Regions from separate parts of the Homo sapiens genome. Here region 1 is linked to region 2. A link is an interaction called in ENCODE POLR2A ChIA-PET data of the cell type or tissue named here. Cell type or tissue: Panc1. All regions are shown on one strand. Each heading gives the region's core, and the rest is flanking DNA. Links, peaks and the distances in the headings are about the cores only. Region 1 has its middle 65 kb from the start of C9orf57. Region 2 overlaps C9orf85 (chromosome 9 open reading frame 85).

Region 1 (12,877 bases), core at 1,995-9,994, 71 kb before region 2:
ACAGTCTGTGGAACAAAGTCCTAACTTTCTATCCTGAAAAATAGAAAACTCGTTGCCTTCAAAATCTGACTGCCACTTGCCTTGTAAGTCTTATTGACTCTCCTTTCCCAAAAGGATGCTTTTCCTCTGTTGGGCTGGCCTGACTCCTGTTTCTCCAACACAGTTGTTCCTGCTACCATTATTAGAGTTGTTTCTCTCCTTTTGGAATCTCCTTCCCCAAATTCTTACATCTGTCATATGGGGCCCAGTTCAATTTCTGGTGAGACACACACACACATGCGCACACGCACACACACACACACGCGCACGCACACACACACACGCAGAGAGAGACAGAATGGTACAGGCAGAACACATGAAGTAGATTTAAATAAGGTTAAATCCCTGCTCTGTCTTGAATGAGTTACTTTTCCTCTCTGAACTAAAGTTTTCTCATTTTTAAATTTCTCATTTCTATTTTCAGGATAATAGTACCCTTCTGTTAGGATTGTCATGAGGATTACCTGAGATAAAGCAGGGTCCCCAACCAATCCCTGAGCTACAGACTGGTAGTGGTCTGTGGCCTGTTAGGAACCTGGCTGCACAGCAGAAGGTGAGTGAGCATTGCCACCTGAGCTCTGCCTCTTGTCCTATCAGTGGCAGCACTAGGTTCTCATAGGTGTGTGAACACTATTGTGAACTGCACATGCGAGGGATGTAGGTTGCACACTCCTTATGAAAATCTAATGCCTGATGATCTGAGGTGAAAGAGTTTCATCTGGAAACCATCCTCCTTCTGCATCCCCTTCCCCCACCTGCCCACCCCTTAACCCAATACGTGGAAAAACCCCTCATACCAAAAAGTTGGGGACCACTGAGACAGAGTACAAAGCAAAAAACCCTAGTAAAGTATCTGGCACATAAACAAATTTCTTCCTTTCCCTTGTCACTGCTTCCTAAGGGTGCAAGCTTTCAGTGATCTATTTCTCTGCTGCAACTCCTATACTATGTGTTTAATCAAGCCCAGGCAATCTTTTCCTGGATTGGGTTAAAAATATAAATAAATATAGGGCCGGGTGTGGTGACTCATGCCTGTAATCTCAGCACTTTGGGAGGCCAAGGAAGGGGGATTGCTTGAGGTCAGGAGTTCTAGACCAGCCTGGCCAACATGGTGAAACCCTGTCTCTACTAAAATACAAAAATTAGCTGGGCGTGGTGGCAGGTGCCTGTAATCCCAGCTACTAGGGAGGCTGAGGAAGGACAATTGCTTGAATTCAGGAGGTGCAGGTTGCAGTGAGCCGGGATTGCGCCACTGCACTCCAGCCTGGGTGACAGAGTGAGAATCCATTTGAAGAAAAATACATAAATAAAATAAAATAAAATAAAATAAAATAAATATAAATAAACAGCTTTATTGAAGGATAATTGACATACTATAGATTGCACCTATTTAAAGATATAATTTGGGTCTGTTCCAAGATGACCAAATAGGAACAGCTCCGGTCTGCAGCTCCCAGCGTGATCGATGCAGAAGAGGGGTGATTTCTGCATTTCCAACTGAGGTATCTGGTTCATCTCATTGGGACTGGTCGGAAAGTGGGTGCGGCCCATGGAGGGTGAGCCAAAGCAGGGCAGGGCATAGCCTCACCCAGGAAGTGCAAGGGGTTGGGGGATTTCCTTTTCCTAGCCAAGGGAAGCTGTGACAGACTGTACCAGTAAAATCGGGACACTGCCACCTAAACACTGCTCTTTTCCAATGGTCTTAGCAAACGGCACACCAGAAGATTATATCCCATGCCTGGATCAGTGGGTCCCATGCCCACGGAACCTTGCTCACTGCTAGTCCGAGATCACACTGTGAGGCAGCACGCCTGGCTGGGGGAGGGGTGTCCGCCATTGCTGAGGATTGAGTAGGTAAACAAAGCAGCTGGGAAGCTCAAACTGGATGGAGCCCACCTCAGCTCAAGGAGACCCACCTGCCTCTGTAGACTCCACCTCTGGGGGCAGGGCATAGCTGAACAAAAGGCAGCAGAAACTTCTGCAGACTTCAACGTCCCTGTCTGACAGCTCTGAAGACAGCAGTGGTTCTCCCAGCACAGTGTTTGAGCTCGGAGAACAGCCAGCCAGCCTCCTCAAGTGGGTCCCTGACCCCCGTGTAACCTAACTTGGAGACACCTCTCAGTAGGGGCTGACAGACACCTCATACAGCTGGGTGCCCCTCTGAGATGAAGCTTCCAGACGAAGGATCAAGCAGCAATATTTGCTGTTCTGCAGCCTCCGCTGGTGAAACCCAGGCAGACAGGGTCTGGAGTGGACCTCCAGCAAACTCCAACAGACCTGCAGCTGAGGGACCTGACTGTTAGAAAGAAAACTAACAAACAGAAAGGAATAGCATCAACAGCAACATAAAGGGCATCCACACCAAAACCCCATCTGTAGGTCACCATCATCAAAGACCAAAGGTAGATAAAAATCACAAAGATGGGGAGAAACCAGAGCAGAAAAGCTGAAAATTCTAAAAACCAGAGCACCCCTTCTCCTCCAAAGGATGGCAGCTCCTCGCCAGCAACGGAACAAAGCAGGATGGAGAATGACTTTGATGAGTTGACAGAAGTAGGCTTCAGAAAATTGGTAATAACAAACTTCTCCCAGCTAAAGGAGGACGTTTGAACCCATTGCAAGGAAGCTAAAAACCTCGAAAAAAGATTAGACGAATGGCTAACTAGAATAAACAGTATAGAGAAGACCTTAAATGACCTGATGGAGCTGAAAACCACGGCACGAGAACTATGTGACGCATGCACAAGCCTCAGTAGCTGATTCGATCAACTGGAAGAAAGGGTATCAGTGATTGAAGATCAAATGAATGAAATGAAGCAAGAAGTTTAGAGGAAAAAGAGTAAAAGGAAATGAACAAAGACTCCAAGAAATATGGGACTGTGTGAAAAGACCAAATCTACATTTGATTGGTATACCTGAAAGTGATGGGCAGAATGGAACCAGCTGGAAAACACTCTTCAGGATATTATCCAGGAGAACTTCCCCAACCTAGCAAGGCAGGCCAACATTCAAATTCAGGAAATACAGAGAACACCACAAAGATACTCCTCGAGAAGAGCAACCCTAAGACACATAATTGTCAGATTCACCAAGGTTGAAATGAAGGAAAAAATGCTAAGGGCAGCCAGAGAGAAAGGTTGAGTTACCCACAAAGGGAAGCCCATCAGACTAACAGTGGATCTCTTGGCAGAAACCCTACAAGCCAGAAGAGAGTGGGGGCCAATATTCAACATTCTTAAAGAAAAGAATTTTCAACCCAGAATTTCATATCCAGCCAAACTAAGCTTCATAAGTGAAGAAGACATAAAATCCTTTACAAGCAAATGCTGAGAGATATGAAACTATTGCCACAATCAAGATACTAGATATACCTATCACCCTCAAAAGTTTCTTTGTGTTCCTTTATAATGCCTCTCTCAATCCTCCCACTCCCCATGCCTCCTTCCCTGGATAAGCACTGATCTGCTTTCTGTCACTATTGGCTAGTTTGCATTTTCAAAAATTGTATATAAATGAAATCATACAGTATATACTCTTGTTTATCACATCTTTCATTTAGCATAATTAATTTGAGATTCATTTATTCATCATGCTGTATACATTAATAGTTTGTTCTGGCCAGGCACGGTAGCCCATGCCTATAATCCCAACACTTTGAGAGGCTGAGGCAGGCAGATCAATTGAGGTCAGGAGTTGGAGACTAGCCTGGGCAACATGGTGAAACCCCATCGGTACTAAAAATACAAAAATTAGCTGGGCATGGTGGCGTGCACTTGTAATCCCAGCTAGTCATAAGGCAGAGGCAGGAGAATCAGTTGAGCCTGGGAGATGAGGTTACAGTGAGCCAAGATGGTGCCACTGCGCTCATGCCTGGGTGACAGAGTAAGACTCTGTCTCAAAAAAAAAAAAAAATCATTTATTCCTTTTTATTCCTGAGTAGTATTCTACTGCATGAAAATACTACAATCTGTTTATCCATTCATCTATGTATAGACATTTAGCTTTCCCCACCCCTCGGCTTTGAACTTTTGTAAATAAAATTGTCATGAACAACTTTGGGTGGACATATGCTTTCATTTATCTTGAGGAAATGACTAGGAGTAGAATGACTGGACTATATGGTAGATGAATGTTTAACTTTTTTTTTTTTTTTTTTTTTTTTTTTGAGACGGAGTCTTGCTATCGCCCAGGCTGGAGTGCAGTGGCGTGATCTTGGCTCACTGCAATCTCCGCCTCCCGGGTTCACGCCATTCTCCTGCCTCAGCCTCTGGAGTAGCTGGGACTACAGGCGCCCACCACCACACCCAGATAATTGAATGTTTAACTTTTCAAAGTGTTTTCCAAAGTGGTTGTCCTATTTTACATCCCCATGAGCAACGTATGAACATTTAGTAACTACTCATTATTGCCAACACTTGACATGGTCAGTCTTTTTAGTTTTAGCCATGCTAGGATATTTAATATATGTATGTGTGTTTATATGTATTAATATATTGCAAGGTTCATGGGTCGGTTACTTTGAACACAAGATACATTTCTCCTAGAAATATTGCCCTGCAACTGACACACCAGCGAAAGGCAAGTGGTTACCGGTAGCTGAATTAGTGCTCGTATTAATTGATTTTTTAACAGATTTTAAAATAGAATTTCTAAGCCTGAGACTCCTAAGCCCCAAGCTGCAACTTTAGGACTTCTGAACCTAAGTACCATACCCCCTGAGCTATGATTCCCTCTAAGCCCTGGTCTGATTGATAGAAGAAAAGATAAGGAGAGAAAGCTAGGCTTATTAACTACTTTTTTTTTTTTGAGAGGGGGTCTCACTCTGTCACCCAGGCTGGAGTGCAGTGGTGCGATCTTGGCTCACTGCGGCCTCTGCCTCCTGGGTTCAAGTAATTCTGTCACCTCAGCCTCTTGAGTAGCTAGGATAATAAGGGCATGCCACCATGCCCAGCTAATTTTTGCATTTTTATTAGAGACGGGGTTTCACCATGTCGGCCAGGCTGGTCTCAAACTCCTGACCTTGGGTGATCCACCCACCTCAGCCTCTCAAAGTGCTGATATTACAGGTGTGAGCCACTGCGCCCCAGCCTTTTTTTTTTTTTTTTTTTTTTTTTTTTTTGAGACAGGGTCTTGCTTTGCTGCCCAGGCTGGAATCACTGCTCCATACAACCTCTGCCTCTCAGGCTCAAGCAATCCTCCCACCTCAGACTCCTGAGTAGCTGGGTACACCACCACACCTGGCTAGTTGTTTTTTTTTTTTTGTATTTTTTGTAGAGAGGGGTCTCACTATATTGCCCAGGCCAGTCTTGAACTTCTGGGCTCAAGTGATCCACCTGCCTCACTCTCCCAAACTGCTGGAATTACAGGCATGAGCCACTGCACCCAGCCCTCATTTGCTTTTAAAAATTTAATGACTTTCGCTGGGCGCGGTGGCTCACGCCTGTAATCCCAGCACTTTGGGAGGCCAGGGTGGGCAGATCACGAGGTCAGGAGATTGAGATCATCCTGGCTAACACAGTGAAACCCCGTCTCTATTACAAAAATACAAAAAATTAGCCGGGTGTGGTGGCGGGCGCCTGTAGTCCCAGCTACTCAGGAGGCTGAGGTGGGAGAATTGCATGAACCTGGGAGGCGGAGCTTGCAGTGACCCGAGATCGCGCCACTGCACTCCAGCCTGGGTGACAGAGCAAGACTCCGTCTCAAAAAAAAAAAAATTAATGACTTTCATGTTTTACACAAATGTCCACATAAGGTGTCTATAAGGAATCTGACAAGCAGATGGCCCACTCAAATTGGGTAATTTGAAAAATTTAAGTAAATACACAATTTAGAAGGTCAGTATAGGGTACAGGGAACTCATAAGAGATAGGACAATACCCCAAGACTAGTCCTGCCTAGGCCTAAAGGAGAGAGGGAAAGAGTGGTTTCTAGTGATTACTAGAACCCAGAAACTTAGACAATTGTGTGGAGAGGGGCTTCAGTTGAGGGACACTACCAGCCTGCAGCCACCTTTAATGCAGGGAGACAAGGGAGTAAATCCTCTAACCTCTCCTTCCTCCAGTTCCCTGTGGATGCTTCCCAAAGACCAAACCCACAGGAAATCAGAAATCATAGAAGGCGGGTTGCTGTGGCCCCTAAATGTCAACCTCTTTGGGAATAGCACTGGAGGAGAAGGGGACAGTGTGTATCTGCAAGGCCAAAAGGAAACTTTCATTACAATCTCTCCTCTCTTCCCTTAAGCATCCACTCCTGTCCTCCAAGTGAAAAATTCATGTCCCCGACATAAGAGATATGCAAAGGCTCACCAGTAATTGTATCATCTTCTGGCGATGTCAATTCAGTCTTTTTTTTTTTTTTTTTCAAGGCAGGGTCTCACTCCTGTTGCCCAGGCTAGAGTACAGTGGTGCGAACATAGTTCACTGCAGCCTTGACGTCCCAGACTCAAGGGATCTTCCCTCCCCAGCCCCCTGAGTAGCTGCGGCCACAGAAGCACGCCACCACGCCCGGCTAATTTTTTGGTATTTTTCATAGAGAAAAATACCGTGTTGCCCAGACTGGTCTTAAACTCCTGGGCTCAAGTTTTACCATGTTGCCCAGACTGGTGTTAAACTCCTGGGCTCAAGTGATCCACCTGCCTCAGCCTCCCAAAGTGCTGAGATTACAGGCGTGAGCTACCGTGCCCAGTCTCTGTTTTCCTCTGTCACCTGTTTCGTGTTTTCTGTCAGAACTCAGCTGGTTGGGATTCTTTATCTTGTGGGGTAGCTCTATCATTGATTCCTGGTGAGTCTGAGTTCTTAGTGGTCTTGTTTTATTGGATGGCCATGTTTTCTACTGAGTAAGACTATTAGGTAAGCGAGAACTAAAGAGATGCCCCCGTGAATCCTCTGCATTCCAGCTGTGGTTCTCTTTTCCTTTATTGTGAAGTAACAACCTAATTTCTTCTGGTATCAGGATCAGTCACTCTGGCCAGTAGGATAGCTCTCTTCTCTGCCTGTTTGCTCAGAGGCATGAGAAGCCTAAAATGGTCAGGGCTACCAAGTAATTGGAATCATCACCATATTTCCTGGTGGAGAAACTTCTACAGGTTCTAGCATCTTCAAATCCTTTGAACTCAGGATAGTGGGGAAAGGAAGCAAAATCTTAAAAGGGCTGTTCGGTACAGCTGTGAGAAGGTACTCCCACATCCACCTCTTGTTTCCTATGCATTCTGGCTCTGGGGAAAAGGGCCTCTTAACGTTCACTGATGATTTAAAGCATATACTGGTAAGACAGCAACCCAGGACGGGCATGGTGGCTCACGCCTGTAATCCCAGCACTTTGGGAGGCCAAGGCGGAGGATCACCTGAGGTCAGGAGATTCAGACCATCCTGGCTAACATGGTGAAACCCTGTCTCTACTAAAAATACAAAAAACTAGCTGGGCGTGGTGGCACATGCTTGTAGTCCCAGCTACTTGGGAGGCTGAGGCAGGAGAATCGCTTGAACCCGGGAGGCAGAGGTTGCAGTGAGTCGAGATTGCACAACTGTGCTCCAGTCTGGGTGACAGAGTGAGACTATGTCTCAAAAAAAAAAAAAAAAAAAAAAAAGACAGCAACCCAAACTTACAGAGTTGGTTCCATTGATTGAATCTACAGTAGTCTAGACATTCTACCGTTTATCAAGCCACGTTATTCTAGGTAATGGGGCACATGTTAAATCAATGAATTCCATGAGTGCAAACAGATTTCTTTCTTTTTTTTTTTTGAGATGGAGTCTCGCTCTGTCGCCCAGGCTGGAGTGTGATGGCGCGATCTAGGCTCACTGCAAGCTCCGCCTCCCGGGTTCACGCCATTCTCCTGCCTCAGCCCCCCGGGGACTACAGGCGCCTGCCGCCAAGCCCGGCTACTTTTTTGTATTTTTTAGTAGAGACGGGGTTTCACCGTGTTAGCCAGGATGGCCTCGATCTCCTGACCTCGTGATCCGCTCGCCTCGGCCTCCCAAAGTGCTGGGATTACAGGCGTGAGCCACCGCGCCCGGCCGCAAACTGATTTACTTTCCTTGCCACAACATGAGTCCCTTGATTAGAGACAATGTTGTGTAAGTATGGTGGCTACAAATCAGGAATTCTCCAAGTCCAAAGACAGTGATTCTGATAGAAGTGCTGGAAGCAAGGAAGAGAAATCACTATTCAGAATATGTGTCAGATCTTGTGGGGGACAAACCACTATTCCCTCCATAATGAAAGAATCCCAATGTAATCAATGTATCACCCGATGGCTGGCTGCTGGCCCTGGGAATGGTATCATATCAGAGGCTCAGATTTGGCCTTTGCTGTGGGCAGGTGGGGCACTCAGCAGTGATGGTGACAAAATGAGGGGAAGTCTACATCTCTGAGTTCATCACTGGCTCTATTCCTGCCACTATGGCCACTTTGTGCATAGGCTCATTGAGAAAACACTAGAGTGACTGGAGAAAGAGATTACCTGACATCCACGGGACAGGTTATCTTGTCCACCATCTGTTCTGAAATATCCCTTCTCATGCTTTTCTCCCAAGCCTTCATGACACCAATTTTCCTCAATTGTTTTCTCCAAGTCCCTAACAATCTGGAATATCTGCTTCCTACTGTTTATAAATCATTCGAGATCTGAGCCATCTCTTCTTTCACACAAAGTGGACAATCGGAAGTACCATTCAAAGTTCTGCCCATTGGGAGGATTTCCGTTTGCTATGGTTTTTCACGGCTATCCCTGAATGAATCTATGCTACAGAAGCCAGCATACCTGGAAGACCTGTCAGTAAACTAGACCCATTTTCCTCCATCAAGTGGTCACAGAAATCTTCCCCTGGGGCCATGTGTATGAGGTGAGGGAGGGCAGTGAAGCAGAGGACCAGGCAATGCAGGAGGCCAGGCCTCTTGCTTGTGCAGTTTGCTTCACTCATGTAGGTTCGGGAGCCAAGTAAACTGCACAAGCAGGTTGATTGCATGTATCCCACTTCCATGTGAAATGTAATAAAAGAAAAATTTCAGCCAAATTCAATTTAAAGAAGTTCAATTGAGCAATGAACAACTGGCGAATCGGGCAACCCCCAGAATCACAGCAGATTCACAGAGACTTCAGTGCAGCCACATGGTGGAAGAAGATTTATAGACAAAAAAAGGGAAATGACATACAGAAATCAGCAGTGAGGTACAGAAATAGCTGGATTGGTTACAGGTTGGTGTTTGCCTTATTTGAACACAGTTTGAACACTTAGCAGTCTATGAGTGGTTGAAGTATGGCTGCTGGAATTGGCCAAGACTCAGTTATTGTTACAGGCGCATACTCTTAAGTTAGGTTTTCAATTTTGTCTGACTATTAAGCTAGGTTACAGTTCATCCACAAGGACTCAAATATAGAAGTACGGAGTCCTTCTCAGGCCGTATTTAGTTTGCTTTAACAAATGGAATGCTGCTGCACATGTAAACAGCTTTATGGTTCAGTGGATATTCCCATGCATGGTAGGTAGTCTGGGTCATACAAACATAGGGCAGCCCATGATAAGGCTTTCAGGCTCTACCAGGGTGCAGGAGCAAGCCAGAGCCACCTTCCAACGATAATAATCACCAGCAGGTCATAAGTTTCCTATTGAGGATTGCCAGAGGCTCCATAAGACACCTCTGTTGGTCAAAGGTATTTTGAGTATCATTGAATCTGTGGGGTCAGAAGGCTCAAGTGACAAGACAGCTGGTACCACAGCCTGGATCTGCCTCAGAACCCTTTCGTGCTCTCTATCCCACTCCAAACTGTCAGCTTCGCAGCTTCCTAGGTGATGGGTTCAAGTAGTATGCACAAATGTGGCTTGTTGCCTCCAAAATCTAAAGAAGCCCCAAAAATGTTGTGCCCCCTTGTGATCAGTGCAAAGCAGGGCAAGTTACTTCTCACTCTTAGAAAGTGAGAGACTTACCCCAGGCTATTGCACCCCTCAAAACATTACACATACAGCAGGCTCCTGAATGTTCATGGACTCTATCTCCTATCCTCTGGCATGAATGTGACTTACTAAGACTTCTAGGATACTTGCTACTTTCTGTTCCCCAGTTCCAGTTAGCATTATGTCATCATTGTAAAAGATGAGAGTGACACGATGTAGGGTATCAAGTTGATTACAGGCCCTTTGGACTGTTTTATAACAGAGACCAGGAGAGTTCATGTGGCCTGGAGACAACTAAGTAAAGGTATAATGTTGCCCTGCCTTGAAAATACGAACTTCTTCTGATTTTTGTTAATTATGGAAATGGGGGAGAAAGGAATATGACAGGTCAACGACTGTAAATGGACACTAGGGCCGTATTGATTTGTTCCAGTAAAGATACTACATCCAGATCATTGTTATTTTTGCCATCACCATCTGTTTAAGTTTGCAGTGATACACAATCATTTTCCATTACCTGTCTGACTCTTACACTGGCCAAACAGGTAAGTTGAATGAGCATGTGATAAGGATCAAAGCACTGCATCTTTTAAGTGTTCAATGGTGGCACCAACCTCTGCAACTCCCCTAAGGATGGGGAATTGCTTTCAGCTTACCATCATGAAGGAGGGTGGTGGTGCGGTTCCAGGGTCTTCACTTGGCCCTTTCTACCATAGTAACTCTCGCTCCATAAATAGGTAACAAATATGGGCATCTGCCTGTTACTAAGTATATGTAGCCCCACTGTATATTTTAAGGCTGGGAAATAACCACAATGTGGATCCAAGGTCCTACTGGACCAACCGTAAGATGAACCTGGGCCCAGACTCCACCAGTTATCTGAATGGTGGACCCCACTGGCATTTTTCAGGTCTCCTAGGATAAATGTCAGTTCAGAGTAAGTATCTAGTAACTCCTGAGAGGGTGTGTTATTTCTCTTTGCTCTATGTATAGTTTCTTAAGTAAATGGCAGTAAGTTCTTCCAGGGAAGAGGAGATGGATCATTCATGATAAACAGCTATGCCTCTACTATAGCATCCGTCCTCAAAGGATCCACCCTTTCCCTCTGTTGAGGGGCTTTGGCTAAGATCTGGGACCTAAGAGGCCAAGATTTCCCATTATGTAGATTTGAGGTTTTCCCAGTATAGCCCCAATTTTTTCACCTGTATATATCAAGAAGAACTTCAGTAGTGACCACAGATTTCATTTCAAGAGATCCTATAATCATTTAGTTATTGCCACAGATGCCTGTGGGCCAAAAATCTCTAATTACCTCTGTCTCTGTGGCTTACTGTAGCTGGTGTACTCAACTGTCTTTGACAGTTAAATGCTGCCATTTGGCCTCAGGCCTCTGGGATCCCATAGTCCCATGAGATCAGAAAACCCAGTCCTTTTGCAATTTCCCCCAAGGTTATCTCTGGCCTCTCAAGGAGAGTCATCACCTTTTCAAGCAGGCTGGTATCTTCCCACTGATGCACTTCCTGCGGCTTTGGTGACAAGCAGATGAGAGGGTGGCTGAGTAGTTGTTTGTAATAGAGAAGCACTGCTCTTTGGTATGCCAGGGAAGTTCCAACATTTTGACCTAATTAACTATAGGCCATAAGCAGGTCATGAAACTGACTCAAACAAGATTGTGCATCAGAATCCCCTGGAAAGCTTGTGAAAACACAGATTCCTGCCCCCTACCCCATAACTCTGATTCGGGAGGTCTTGGGTGGGGTCTGAGAATTTGCATTTCTGAGTTCCCAGATGATGCCAACCCTGTTGTTTGGGAACACAGTGTGGAAGCCACTGTTCGATATTTCAACCTCATTATATCAGAGGCCTAGAGAAGTTTTTCTCAACCTTTAATATGCACACAAATCACCTGCGAGGCTTGTAAAATACAGAGTTTTGCTTCAGTAGGTCTGGGGTGGATTCTGAGATTCTAGGATTCCATTCAGCTCCCAGGTGATGCCACTGCTGCCGATCCACAGACCACACTGAGTTTCAAGGCTCCAGGCCATGAGTTCAAGCTCAATTAACCAAGGCCATGAGTTCAAGCTCAATTAGCAGATCATTAATGTCACTCTTGGGTGGCCCATGCAATACATTAAATCCCAACCCATCTCTGTGAGTGTGGCTCAATAAAGCCATGTATTTTTTCTCCTTGGTCTAAGATCCTTAGGATTCACTACCCCTTAAGGGCTCCCTAGGCTCCTGACAATACAGTTTCGTACAATCCCGATCTAAACTTCTTTCTGTGTACAGGCTATCACTACTCACTTCAGGACTAGCAATTCCTTTCAGTAAAGGCCTAGTAGTAATGAGGGGCAGGTGTTGGGTGGAGGGAGGTCCTGAGGGGCACTGGCCTCAGCTTGTGTGACAACTGCCCCAGGTGCAGGTATTGAAAAATTTTTATGTAGGTAAGAACTGCTTCTCTCAAATAGTGGAGGCAGAGCTCCCTCGCATAGCTAGGGAAGTCCAAGGGAGTCTGGAGTTTCAAAATTCTGCTTTACCCACATTGATCCAGCCCCTGTTTTAAGCTCCACTCCTCTACCAGTGCCCTCACCTTGGCAGAAAAGGCCTAGTGAAGTTGGTGTGCAACCCAATTAAATGTTGTTATAATGCTCAGCATTAGGAACTGGACGTGGCCCACGGTGTCATCTGCTCTGTGAGTATAGGAGACACTTCATCCTTCAAAAGCTGCCACTTCATCCTTCAAAAGCTGCCACCCAGGCTTTCTGATTATCCACTTACAATCTCAACTGCAAACTCACAGTTTCATTTTTCCTTTATTCTTCATATACTTTCTAGCACTGTCAAAAGAAGCCAGGTGGTCCCATGGTCTATATAATCATTACTAATCACCATAATGTCAGTGCCACAGTACTTGATCTTCCAATGCCTTGCCCTCTTCCTGCTCT
Region 2 (12,877 bases), core at 2,242-10,241:
ATAATCTGTCCAAGATCACACATCTACCAAATATTACAACCAGAGCTCAAGGCCACGCCTCTGACTCCAAATTTCATCATTTGCCCCACTATTCCATACTGCCTTTCTTTTGGAAACTAAATCTTAGACTGATTTTTAATTTCACCATTGAGAGCACTGATTCTTTGGGGTGATGAATTCTGAGCTCCAAACAAGTGACTTAAAGAAAGCTTTGAAACATACAGTGTTTACAGACTAAACACTGTTTAGTTACAGACTAAACATTCTGGAGACTGTTTCAGATATCTGATATATTAGTCTAGCATACGCAGAAACAGTCTCCAGAATAATCTCTGAACTGACAGGAAAAGATATGGTAGAGGCATAAGTCAGGAATCCAGAAGAGCTATCATTTAAGAAGCTTTTCCAAAATCACGTATCAAAAGGCATCACCCCCAGATGTAATTTTTCCCAGATTCTCACTCTGTATGACTAAAGTCCCTTAATTCAGACATGGATTGACATGGGTACTGCACTGTACAGAAATCAGCTGTTTTCTGGATTGACTTCCTCCATGGTCAGAAAAAATAAAGTTTACATCAGTAGTTTCTGGCCTTTATTCCTATTCCTGAAATTTAAGCCAAATCTAAACACCTCGAAGGTTGGGAGACTATTCCTTCTTCCTCACTCTTCCCACTGAATTACCTCTGCCTTAGTTATAAGTTCAAAGGTCAGACCAAATGTGCTAGTGAATCTAAAATTAGGAACATGCTAAGAAATGTGGGTAATTTCTAGATCAGTGATTCTCAACCTTTGTTTGTGTCTTTTTTTTTTTTTTTTTTTTTTTTGAGACAGGGTCTTGCTCTGTCACCCAGATAGAGTGCAGTGGTGGGATCACGGCTCACTGTAGCCTCCACCTCCCAGGCTCAAGTGATCCTTTCACTTCAGCCTCCCTAGTAGCTGGGACCACAGGCATGTGCCACCATGCCTGGCTATTTTTTTTTTTTTTTGGTAGAGACAGAGTCTCACTATGTCACTATGTTGCCCAGGCTGGCCTCCAACCCCTGGGGCTCAAGCAATCCTCCCACCTCAGTCTCCCAAAGTGTTGGGATTACAGGTGTGAGCCAACATGCCTGGCCTGTTTCTGTCTTTACTGTCCACATAGCCATACCTTCATCATCATATACAGAAAGTGGCAAATCATAATTAACGGGAGAGTAATAAGTATTTTGGGGAAAAACAGGGAATAGAGAACCTGGAACATTATCTTCCAACAGAGAATATCCACATGAAAATTAAAGGAAATATAGCTATATGCATGAGTTTCTATCTTCTCAGATCTTCTAGTATCCTTATCATTTAGCTCCCTGCTTGGTTGTTTATGTTTCTGGTCAATGTTCTTCTGCTTACTCAAGTCTGAGTGATTTTATGTGCATGGAACATGGCTGTACTTTGGTCAGGTGTCCAGACAAAAGCATTCTTAGGGAAGAATTATTTATCTACAAAGTTTATTATAAAATAAATCTTTTGGTTTTTATTATAAAAATAATAGCAAACTAAATAATTTTTATTCAAAAGACTGCTACCATAAATCTACAAACCACATGTCTAATTCTGTATAAAAATTCTCCCTGCTATTTTTACAACATTCTTGTGGCTACGAGTAGGTATAATTATCCTCGTTTTGCAGATGAGAAACCTAAGGCTCAAAGAATTAAGAGATTTGCTTGAGGTCACAAAATTAATCAGAAGCAGCAGAGGCAGAATCCATAAAAAGATATCTTTAAGTTTAAGGCATGCTATTAAGTTACAAGTGGAACATGTGTTCCTATAGCTTTTTAGATCTTCTAAATATTAAAATAAAACACATATACTACTTGGAAGAGCACACATTTTCATTGGTACAGTGTTTTGACTTATTCTAACACTGGTATATTAACTGCTTTGTAAATAAGGCCAAACATGCTGGCTTGTTCCTAGAATAACATTAGAGTATTATACATTATTTAAAAGTCACAAAATTTCGAAGTTGGAAAAGTTCATTTAGAGAACAAAACATAATTTTTGCTAAGCAATGTTCTAAGAGAGGAGGATATAGTTTTCTATGATGCTGTTCCCAGATTTTCAACATACTGAGATCTAAACAATGAAGATCTAACTAAATGGTGAGCAATATGGGCCAACCTATGTACAATTCAACTGGAATGCAAAAAGCACCACTAAAGCAGCAATTGCATAGTGTCATGAGGCAACACACATGTTTTTATAAGCACTCATTAAAAGTTAAGTCACCATTTGAGATCTTGTCCAACCGGTACGGTATGCCCCAAGTTAGTGATCTTAAAAGAGACAAACCACTGATGGACTATTGTTTAACATGTATTAAACAAAAAAGAAGAATGAGATTTCCTAATAGGGATGTATGGAGTTAAGTCTTACAAACATAATAATTGGTAATGTCCACAAACCAAATGATTTTGTCTTTAAAAAAAATCTGCTTCGTAAGTCATTTACTTGGGGCAGGTGTAAGAGGACAATGACCATCTTAAAACTAACTTCCTCAAAGATAGGTGCCTCGCTCTGGTCATATTAATATGTCACAAGAATACCCTATTTATGGTAACAATGAATTCAAGAGTCAACTCACATCAGGAAGAAATTAGATTGTACCATGATTCATTTGGTTTAAAGCTCAGTATTCACATGTGACCTGCCTAACTTCAGTTGAGAGCATTTTCTCACTCTTAGAAACAGCAGAAAGAGGATTTTGATGACAAGAATATAAAAATCTAAGGGATAAAATTAATATATATTCTTAATGAAGAATGCAAATTACCTGTAATAAAATACTACCTTTTATTTCCATACTTTTGCTGTATCTGAATTTGTCCTATAATTCTTTTCATTTTATTCTCAAATCATCCTTGTGTGAAGGAAAATAAGTGGTACTGTTATTTATTGATATTCTAACTTATAAAGAGTTGGTATAACTCACCCACAGTTATATAAAGAGTGACTCAGTATTCATGTGAAGAGTCTACTCCTGGTGTGGCCCTGACTCCAAGTTTAGGACTCCTTCCAACATATTAAACTATAAAATGTGTCACAGGTTAGAATTAAGTACAGTCTGTATCATGACCATCTCTTTATTGTCTACAGGAACAATCCAAAAAAATATGAGCTAGTATGTACTCCGCATTATGCTAAGCATCTCAAAGATTCAGAAGATTCATGATGTGTAGTCCCTTCCTCACAGTGCATTCTATAAATCTGAACAGCAAGCAATATATTCTTAGAGTTAAAATAGTGTTTAAAATAAGAAATTAACTAACTGATTTCTTCAAAGTGAGCTTTTAGAAAAATTTGCATTGAGAAGGAGGCATATAGATACAGGGCTAATTGACAGCTCGTGCAGATATTCACATAAGCCATTGCCTTTTTTTTTTTTTTTTTTTTTTTTTTTTTGAGACAGAGCCTCATTCTGTTGCCCAGGCTGGAGTACAGTGGCAGAATCTTGATTCACTGTAACCTCCGCCTCCTGGGTTCAAGCGAGTGTCCTGCCTCAGCCTCCCAAGTAGCTGGGATCACAGGAATGTGCTACCATGCTCTACTAATTTTTGTATTTTTAGTTAGAGTCGGAGTTTCATCATGTTGGCCAGGCTGGTCTCAAACTCCTAGCCTCAAGTGATCCACCCGCCTTGGCCTCCCAAAGTGCTGGGATTACAGGCATGAGCCACTGTGCCTGGCCATGAAATGCAAGTAACTTGATAAAGGACAGAAAATAAAGTAATCCAGTTAACTGTTTTTTACAGAGAGGAGAAACCCCGTGTTTTTAATGTTATATTATATAAATACTACTACAGTTCAAATATCACTTTACTAATGAACTAAAAATCTACTTCAAGAACTTATCAGCTATTTTTAATTTTAAGCTTTTTATCATAAGAAGGTCTTAGTAATATTACTAGATTGCTTACTATTGCTTCTTGTACACTGGTCTTATCTCCCAGCTAGACTATTAACACTACAAAGGCCAGAATGATAGGCACTCAGACTTTAAAATTTTGATGGCAATACTGATTTTTCTTGTTTGTGGCTTCTCCACCACCCAAACAAGACAAGATCGTTAGCTTGCATTTATTTTTAATCCCTAGGTTTGGTTGAAACCTGGAACTATGAGTTTACTTTTTTTTCTTCTAAAAGATTTACCTCTTCTATTTTTATAATTCTATATAACAACAGCATTAAATTTCACTACCATATTGTCAATCATTTTTAAAGTTAACCCAGTTTTCCTAAGTTCTTGGTTCATCAGTTTCTTCTCTCGCATCTTTTTATATTCTGGAGTACACCCCTAAATGTATACTTTTTTTTTTTTTTTTTTTGACAAACTTTCAGCCTGGATGATTTTTTGCCCTGACATATGAGCGAGCCATAGCTTAGCTCTATAAGAAATTCTAAATTCAAAATACTCCTTTACAGTATTTTGTAGACCTTACCCTACTTTTTATGATAATAGATGAGAAGTCTGATGCCTACTTACAGTTGCTTTGTAGTTAACCTCTTTTGTTCCTCTGAAAGAGGGTAGCAATTTCTCTTTACCACTGGAGTTTACCAACCTCACCATGATATGTCTAGGTAACATCTTTTTCCCACAATAATCCTAGAAAGCACTTGATAGAACCCTTCTACTTGAAGGCTTAAGATTTTCCTTAACTTTGGAGTTTTTTTTTTCTTTTTATCATTTCTTTCTTACCTTCCATGTCCTCTGTATTTCCTTTAGACAGAGCAGCTTTCTTAGCTTGAGCCTCCAAATATCAAATTTTATTTCATAATTTTTATCACTTTGACCTTTTTGACTAGGTTTTAGACAAGCCCATTGGCTTGATCTCCCAAATCACTAATTTAGTCTTTAACCTTGTCCTATTCAGCCTTTCTATTAAGATGTTTACATTTCTACAACCACAGTGGTAGTTTTTAAGCAATGTCACAGGATTCTTTTTTTTTTTTTTTTTTTCAACAGCAGTGTTTGCTGGTTTTTGGACTTTGAAAGCTATTTGAATCATTAAGGATATAATTTAGGATACTTCGGGTTTCGGGTTTTTAAAAGTACTCTTCTGTGACTTACATTACCTCTCTTAACTGGGCATGGGAGGGTTTCTAGCATGCGTTTCATGGTTTCTATTTTCCTAAAAAGTTTAGTCTGCTTAGCTCATATTTATAAATGAGGGCCTAAATCTACATTATCCAATATGGTAACCAGTATTCACATTTGGTTATTTAAATTGAACTAAAATTAAATAAAATTAAAATTCCCCAGTTGTGCTGGTTGTATGTCAAGTGCTCGATAGGGACATGTGGTTACTGGCTACCAAAATGGATAGCAATTATCGGGCATATTTCTATCACAGAAAGGTCTAATGGACAGTGCTGCTAGTGATTAAAGAGCTGTAGCTATAGAATGCATTACTAAAGCAGAATTGGGAATCACTATTGCTTTGGAAGTGAATTCAGATATTAATTATACAATCCCTGGCTCTGTTGACAGACTAAAAATTAAGAGCTATGGCTTTGCTTTAGTATACACAGGAAGCATTTTGCTTCTAAGCACAAGGGTTTCTTTGTTAAGCTCTAAGACCAACAGGGATCAGGTATACTGCTCTGCCTTTCTCTTTCATGGCATTTCCCCACTTTAGAAAGTTGTTCTTCTATCTTGGCATTATTCTAGAGTTTTACTGAAAAAACCTTAACTTCCACCCATATTATGTTGTAAATTCATACACTGTTTAGTTGTATAAATCTAATCCTCTCCATATCTTTAGTTATCTTAATTTTTAAAATAAAAGTAGAACTTATTTTGCTTTTTTGTTTAACTGCTCAATGTATATGTTACAAAGTTCGCTACATTCAGATATATAAAAAAACAGCTTGTTCATTTCTTATAGATAATCTGGCCTTTATCAGAAGCTACTGACTGATTAAAACAGTCTCTTTCAGCTATATGTTCCTTTTCTTCGAATTTTGCCTCCCTATATTTTTTCCCAAGAGAGTCTGATTGGACAACGGAGTCCACCGTCTCCTCCAGCTTCAGAGAAGGGACCTGTCTTTGTCCTGCTCTCCTTAATGCTGCTTTCTGCCGACAGAACCTTCTTCAGTTTTTTGGTATCATAGTTCTTTTTTTCTTTCTTTTTCTTCTTACTGAGATTTGGGGAAAAAGAAAACTCCTGCCTCAGCCTCCCAAGTAGCTGGGATTATAGGCGTGTACCAACATGCATGGCTAATTTTGTATTTTTAGTAGGGACGGGGTTTCACCATGTTGATCAGGCTGGTCTTGAACTTCTGACCTCAAGTGATCCACCCGCCTTGGCCTCCCAGAGTGCTGGGATTACAGGCCTGAGCCACCGTGCCCAGCCAAGAAAAGGAAAATTTTAAGTACATGTTCAGTCAGCCATTTTGAATTAGAAAAATACCTCAGTTAAATTTGACTGACTTTTCTTACTGGGCAGTGAATAAAAGACCTTAATAAATGTGTCCCTAGAGACACATTAAAATTAGAATTAACTACCACAGTAAGCCAGGAATTTTTTTTTAATATACTAAGGACTAGCTGACATTGAATCATCATATGAGAGTCAAAGAACTGCTCATTGTTCTGTATTGGTGCGTTTAAATTCAAGCAACAGTGTTACATATGTAAAAGTAACCACAATACTATTTTATATCAATAATAGATGACAACTTACCACACATGACTATTCTAGTTTTACTGAAAACCAGATTTAGCATTATTATGTCATTCAAGTTTATGGGAAACATGACATCCTATTACTATAGTGCCTTATGATAAAGACTAATGATGGTATATTGAACATTCACATATATAAGTATATACCATGATGTCAAATATATTACTCAAATTGATGACTTCAGTGGCATGAGTCATTTAAAAACAAACAAGACAGACACCTGATGTAAGCAACCTATATAAATATTCTCAGAACAACAAAGCATTTAAAATAATCCCTAGCTTAGCTTGGCATTTCATATCCATGATGCTGGGAATGGCCTACAATATCAGCTGACCTCCAAAACTGGGTCTGATTAGTGTAAAGTTGTAATTGAATTCTACTGCTGATGGACCATCATTTGAAAATTATTACATATACATAACTCCATCAACTACAAGAAGAAATACTTCTTTATGACATAAGACTCTGCAAAAACAAAAGCAAAACAGAAAATGCGTCATACAAGTTAGTTACAAAAGGACAATTTGCGTTAACATTTTAGAATGTAGCTCCAACTCTTCTAACTAAAAATACATCTGAGAAAATATCAAAGAAAATGTTTGCCATAAAGTTCTAAAAATGTCATTCCACCTCAAGAATAAGCAGATAAATTGGAAAAGAATTAGGACTAAGGTTGAGAAAATCAACTCCAAAGCTATGGGAAAGTCTAAGTTCACTTGATATTTTTAGAAGCCAAAAAACCCTACAGGGACCAAATTAATCACTGTTAGAAAATCAAATCACACTGATTTCTTTCAGCCCAAAGAAGGATTATCTGAAGTTGCTTTGTATATTTAAACAGTTAAGAGGATCTTTTGGAATGCTTTTTCACATCCACTAATACTATTTCTGAAAAGAGCCTGGTCATCTGGGTACCTGTATCTGTCCCCAAAAGCCACGACTTAAAGGTTAACATTTGTTCTATCTAGGGAGTGTTTTAATAGGAATTGTAATAACCCATTAGAGATGGAAAGATTGAGGATGCAAGAAAGCATGAACAATCTAAGGAAATTTACACATTAAATCCTTAGGTAGGCAAGATGGGCTCCAGGGTGTTGTGGAGCGGCTAGCCTCAGGGATAGTTTCATCTACGGTAATAATAAAATAAAATATATGGGTACAGACATTGGTAGTTTGATAGATGTGGTGGTGGTTTAATAAAAAGCTGAATCTAAGCAGAGTGAGGTTCTGTCAGCTGAGTACCACAGAGGGAAAGATGGACAAGGGAGCTGGGGTATATGCAAAAGAACAGTTACACTGATGAAACATAGGCTCCAAACTAGAAAAGCAGGGAAGGGCTGGGCGCCGTGTCTCATGCCTATAATCCCAGTACTTTGGGAGGCCGAAGTGGGCAGATCACATAAGGTCAGGAGTTCGAGAGCAACCTGACCAACATGGAGAAAACCCATCTCTACTAAAAATATAAAATTAGCCAGGCGTGGTGGCATATGCCTGTAATCCCAGCTACTTGGGAGGCTGAAGCAGGAGGATCACTTGAACCCAGGAGGCGGAAGTTGCAGTGAGCTTTGAGATCATGCCATTGTACTCCAGTCTGGCAACAGGGAGAGACTCTTGTCTCAAAAAAATAAAAATAAAATAGAAAAGCAGGGAAATCAAGACATGAATGAAGTACAGTAAAAAGTAGAAGGGCTAATGGACAGGACTACCCAATGGGGATAATAAATATTATCTGAGGGATATGGAAACCAGATGGATGGTGGTCAGTCTTTTTTTGAGACGGAGTCTTGCACTGTTGCCCAGGCTGGAGTGCAGCGGCGCGACCTCAGCTCACTGCAACCTCTGCCTACTGGGTTCATGCAATTCTCCCACTCCAGCCTCCCGAGTAGGTGGGGTTACAGGCGTGCACCACCACGCCCAGCTAATTTTTTTGTATCTTTAGTAGAGATGGAGTTTCACTATGTTGGCCAGGCTGGTCTCAAACTCCTGACCTTGTAATCTGCCCGCCTCAGCCTCCCAAAGTGCTGGGATTACAGGCGTGAGCCATGACGCCTGGCCCAGTCTTTTAAAAACTTTGTAAGTACAGCAGTTACCAGTGAGGAGCAAGTCTGTGGTCTGACCATGAGGGTAGACTTCTGAGGTGGCAATGAGATGTCAGATGTTGGACAGATTATCCATGTGTATGTAGCAATTACTAAGTATGATGACAGGAACTGTGGAAAGGTAGCAAGCCCAGGTACTAATGAGAAGGTGTAACTAGGAGTTTAGTACACATCTGGAGAGTATAGTAGTCTGACAGCATGTATTTCCGAGGAGCTACAGTTTTTGAGTAAGGAGAAACAAACACAGCAAATGGGAGAAATGGTTCTACATGGGAGAGGGGTGGTAAAGATGTGGGGTGAAAATACATCATCACTTAAGAGGATTACAGGGAAACAGTGCTCCCAGGAATAGCCAGGTAGGGCAAGAAAGTGAAAGACATTTTATATTCAATACTATGTCTCTATTTCATGACAACAGACTATAAATTGTAGAAGGTAAAGTGGAAGCATTAGGGGAGGGAGCATTGAAAGGTTGGAAAATTGCATCGGGTTAGGGTATGTACAAACCAAATAGGGAAAAGTAATAATGAATGATCTGGGAATCTAGGACATTAAAACACCAACCAGCCAGGCACGGTGGCTCATGCCTGTAATCCCAGCACTTTGGGAGACTGAGGCAGGTGGATCACGAGGTCAGAAGTTCGAGACCAGCCTGGCCAAGATGGTGAAACCGTGTCTCTACTAAAAATACAAAAATTAGCCAGAAGCTGTGGTGGGCGACTGTAATCCTAGCTACTCGGGAGGCTGAGGTAGGAGAATCGCTTGAACACGGGAGGCAGAGGTTGCAGTGAGCCAAGATTGCGCCACTACACTCTAGCCTGGCGACAGAGCAAGACTCTGTTTCAAAATAATAATAATAATAATAATAATAATAAAAAAAAAATAAAAAGCCAACCAAAACAAATAAATGCCTTTTGGAAGTTTCAAGAGAGTAGCTCAGTATCTTTCCAATAAATTCCCTTTCTGCTTAAGTTAGCAACTAAAGAATCCTAATGCTAATTACCTTCATGGACAGTGCCTTGCACACATCAGACCAGTAAAAAAAAGGAATGTTTATTTACTTCATTTGTAAACCAAAAAGAATTTGAGACAGGTCTCAATCAATTTAGAGGTTTATTTGGCAAAGGTTAAGGACCATGGCCCATGACTCAGTCTCAGGAAGTCCTGGGAACAAGTACCCAAGATGGGCTGGTTGGGATACAGTTTGGTTTTGTACATTTTAGGAAGACAGAAGTTACAGGCTAACACATAAATCACTGTATGTAAGGTACACATTGGTTTAGCCTGGAAAGGCAGGACATCTTGTAGGGAAGGGAGGTGGGGGAGCCTTCCAGATCATATGTGGATTCAAAGATTTCCTGACTGGCAATTGGTTAAAAGAGTTCAGCTCTGCCTGAACAATTGAATACAGCATAAAGAAATGCTTGCCTTTAGATAAAGGAGTTGTGGAAGTCAAGGTTCTTGTCATGTAGATGAAGCCTCCAGGTAGCAGGCTTCAGAGAGAATAGCCAGTGAATGTCTCTTAAAAGACCTTAAAAGGTGTCAGACTCTCCTAAGGGGAAGGAGATTCTCTACAGAATGCAAATTTCCCCCCACAAAACACAGCTTTGCAGGGCTATTTTAAATATGTCAAAAGAAATATATTTTCCGGAAAAATACTTTGATTTCCTTCAGGGCCTGCTATCTGTCATGTGATACTACACTAGAGTCAGGTTGGAAGTTGGTATCTTACTACTACAGAGTCTATTTTGTTAGTCTTAAGATCTCTATTTTAATGTTACTGCTGGTCAGTTGTGTCTAGACTCCAAATGGAGAAGGGTATGATGAGGCATGTCTTGACCTGTTCCCCACTTCCCATCATGGCCTGAATTAATTTTCTAAGTTTCTTTGAGGTCCCCTTGGCTGAAAGGGGGGGTCCATTAAGTTGGTTGAGGGGCTTAGAATTTTTTTTTTGTTTTACACATTCAATATATTTAAGTGCTATTTGGTCTGGAGTGATAAGAAAAATCTAAGAAAAGAATCTTAGGCATGTCAGCTATTCCTTTATCCCCTCCTTATTTCATTTCTTCCTTTCACAAAAGTGAAGATGTGAAAAACAGCACCAGCCATTGAGGTTGAAGTGAGCTGGCAGCTGGGGTGTTCTGAGGACATGCAGGATTCACTGTATACCTGCCTGTGACCTCACAGTAATATTTTTGCAGGTGTGGAGTCCTGAGGCTTAAAATAACAAATGCCACAGCTTGTAACTCTCAACCCCAAGGTTTTGTGTCTAACTATGCCCCTCCCTACTATAGTGTTTCTCTAAAAGGAAAATGGCCCATTTGGGGGTGAATTCATATTAATTACAACTTTCTTTTAGATTAATGAATTTACCTGAATGAAGAATTTGCAGAATAGTCTGTTTCTAAGCGTGAATTTATGTAGAAACAAATACTGGTGATACAATTATAAAATGTCATAATTAATCCAACAATAAGTATAATACTATTCCCTAAAAACAGTAAGTATAGTACTATTCCCCATAGTAGAGCAAATCAAGACAAATTAATTTCAGCTGTCATGTATTAGACATAAAATGAAGTACCTAAAATATATGATTAATGCACACAAAAAAATTATATTATATCAGGCCTCAACATTAAGAAACATGCTTTAGGCTGGGCATGGTGGCTTACACCTGTAATCCTGACACTTTGGGAGGCCAAGGCAGGCAGATCACGAGGTCAAGAGATCGAGACTGTCCTGGCCAGCATGGTGAAACCCCGTCTCTACTAAAAACTACAAAAATTAGCTGGGTGTGGTGATGTGCACCTGTAATCCCAGCTACTTGGGAGGCTGAGGCAGGAGAAGTGCTTGAACCCAGGAGGTGGAGATTGCAGTGAGCCGAGATTGCACCGCTGCACTCCAGCCTGGTGACAGAGATTCAGTCTCAAAAAAAAAAAAAGAAAAAAAGAAAAAAGAAACATGCTTTATTAGCTTCAAGTGGAAGCAACCTGGGAATCTAAGTATATGGAACATCCCCAAGCATAGATGAAATTATGCTGTGTGAAAGAGAGAAGAGAAAATAAAAGGTAAACAATAGTACGGATTACAATTCTTCAAAGCATTGAAAAGGGCACAAAGGAAAAGTAAAGAGCTTCACTAGCACTATTAGGTATAATATTATGTATATCATAATGCCTAGCACACCACAAATTATCTTGTCACTTGAAAAAATATGTTAAATTTAAAACAAATCAATGGAGGAGGGAATACATTTAACATAAACTCATTTAATAGCACTGGGAAACATATCAAAGAATATTTCTCAATTTGGAGAAAGATAAAAGAGGGTGACCTCTATAACACTAGAATCATCTGTAGAACGTCAGAGATGGTCAATTCAGATCTATGGTAGATTCTATGTCTGGCCAACTGCTTTGCTCAGTGGCTACCCTTAATTGCTGATGCCCATTGGCTGAGAAATAACACTTATTCCCATGACTGGCACTTCACCACTCACACTAAAATTCCTCACACCAGGGATTACATGAACCAATCTGGGTCTATTCCTTAAAGCTCAACATCTCTGGGCATGGGGAGACAGGACAAAGACCCTAACAACTGATACCAAGCTACCTGGACAAATAGTACAGTAAAGGTTTTTCCCACAGCAAAGTCTATTCATTCATTTTACAGTGTCAGGCATCACAACCCACGAAATTAGGATTACAACTTTATCTGAAACTAGAAAAAAATCAGTACCCAGGCTCAGTACCTTATATACAAAATCTACTTTGTAATGATCATCTTTACTCAACAGCAGCAGTCCCCAACCTTTTTGGCACCAGAAACGGGGTTTGTGGAAGACAATTTTTTCATGGACTAGGGTGGGGGTGGGGGATCAGGGTGGCTTTGGGATGATTCAAGTGCATTACATTTATTGTACACTTTATTTATATTATTATTACATTGTAATATATAATGAAATAATTATACAACCATAATGTAGAATCATTGGGAGCCCTAGCTTTTTTCCTGCAACTAGACGGTCCCATCTGGGGGTGATGG

Evidence for each region. Peaks named below come from ENCODE experiments on the same cell type or tissue, not always from the same donor. Only the 100,000 strongest peaks of a DNase experiment are listed, where the experiment ranks them.
Region 1: POLR2A ChIA-PET joins it to region 2 with 17 read pairs; 8 of 35 experiments call an interaction of 5 or more read pairs at or near these places.

Annotation. Positions count from the first base shown.
Region 1 is chr9:71,989,200-72,002,076 of GRCh38, reverse strand. No RefSeq gene overlaps it. Among named protein-coding and RNA genes, the nearest start is that of C9orf57, 65 kb to the left of the region's middle. RefSeq lists an enhancer at 10,967-12,166. In Panc1, for the core only: no CTCF peak of the experiment used is centred there; no DNase peak of the experiment used is centred there; H3K27ac peaks cover 3,358 bases.
Region 2 is chr9:71,918,754-71,931,630 of GRCh38, reverse strand. The region is part of intron 1 of C9orf85 (chromosome 9 open reading frame 85); the gene reads right to left. Among named protein-coding and RNA genes, the nearest start is that of C9orf85, 14 kb to the right of the region's middle. RefSeq lists enhancers at 9,629-10,134, 10,135-10,640, 10,641-11,146, 11,653-12,159. In Panc1, for the core only: no CTCF peak of the experiment used is centred there; no DNase peak of the experiment used is centred there.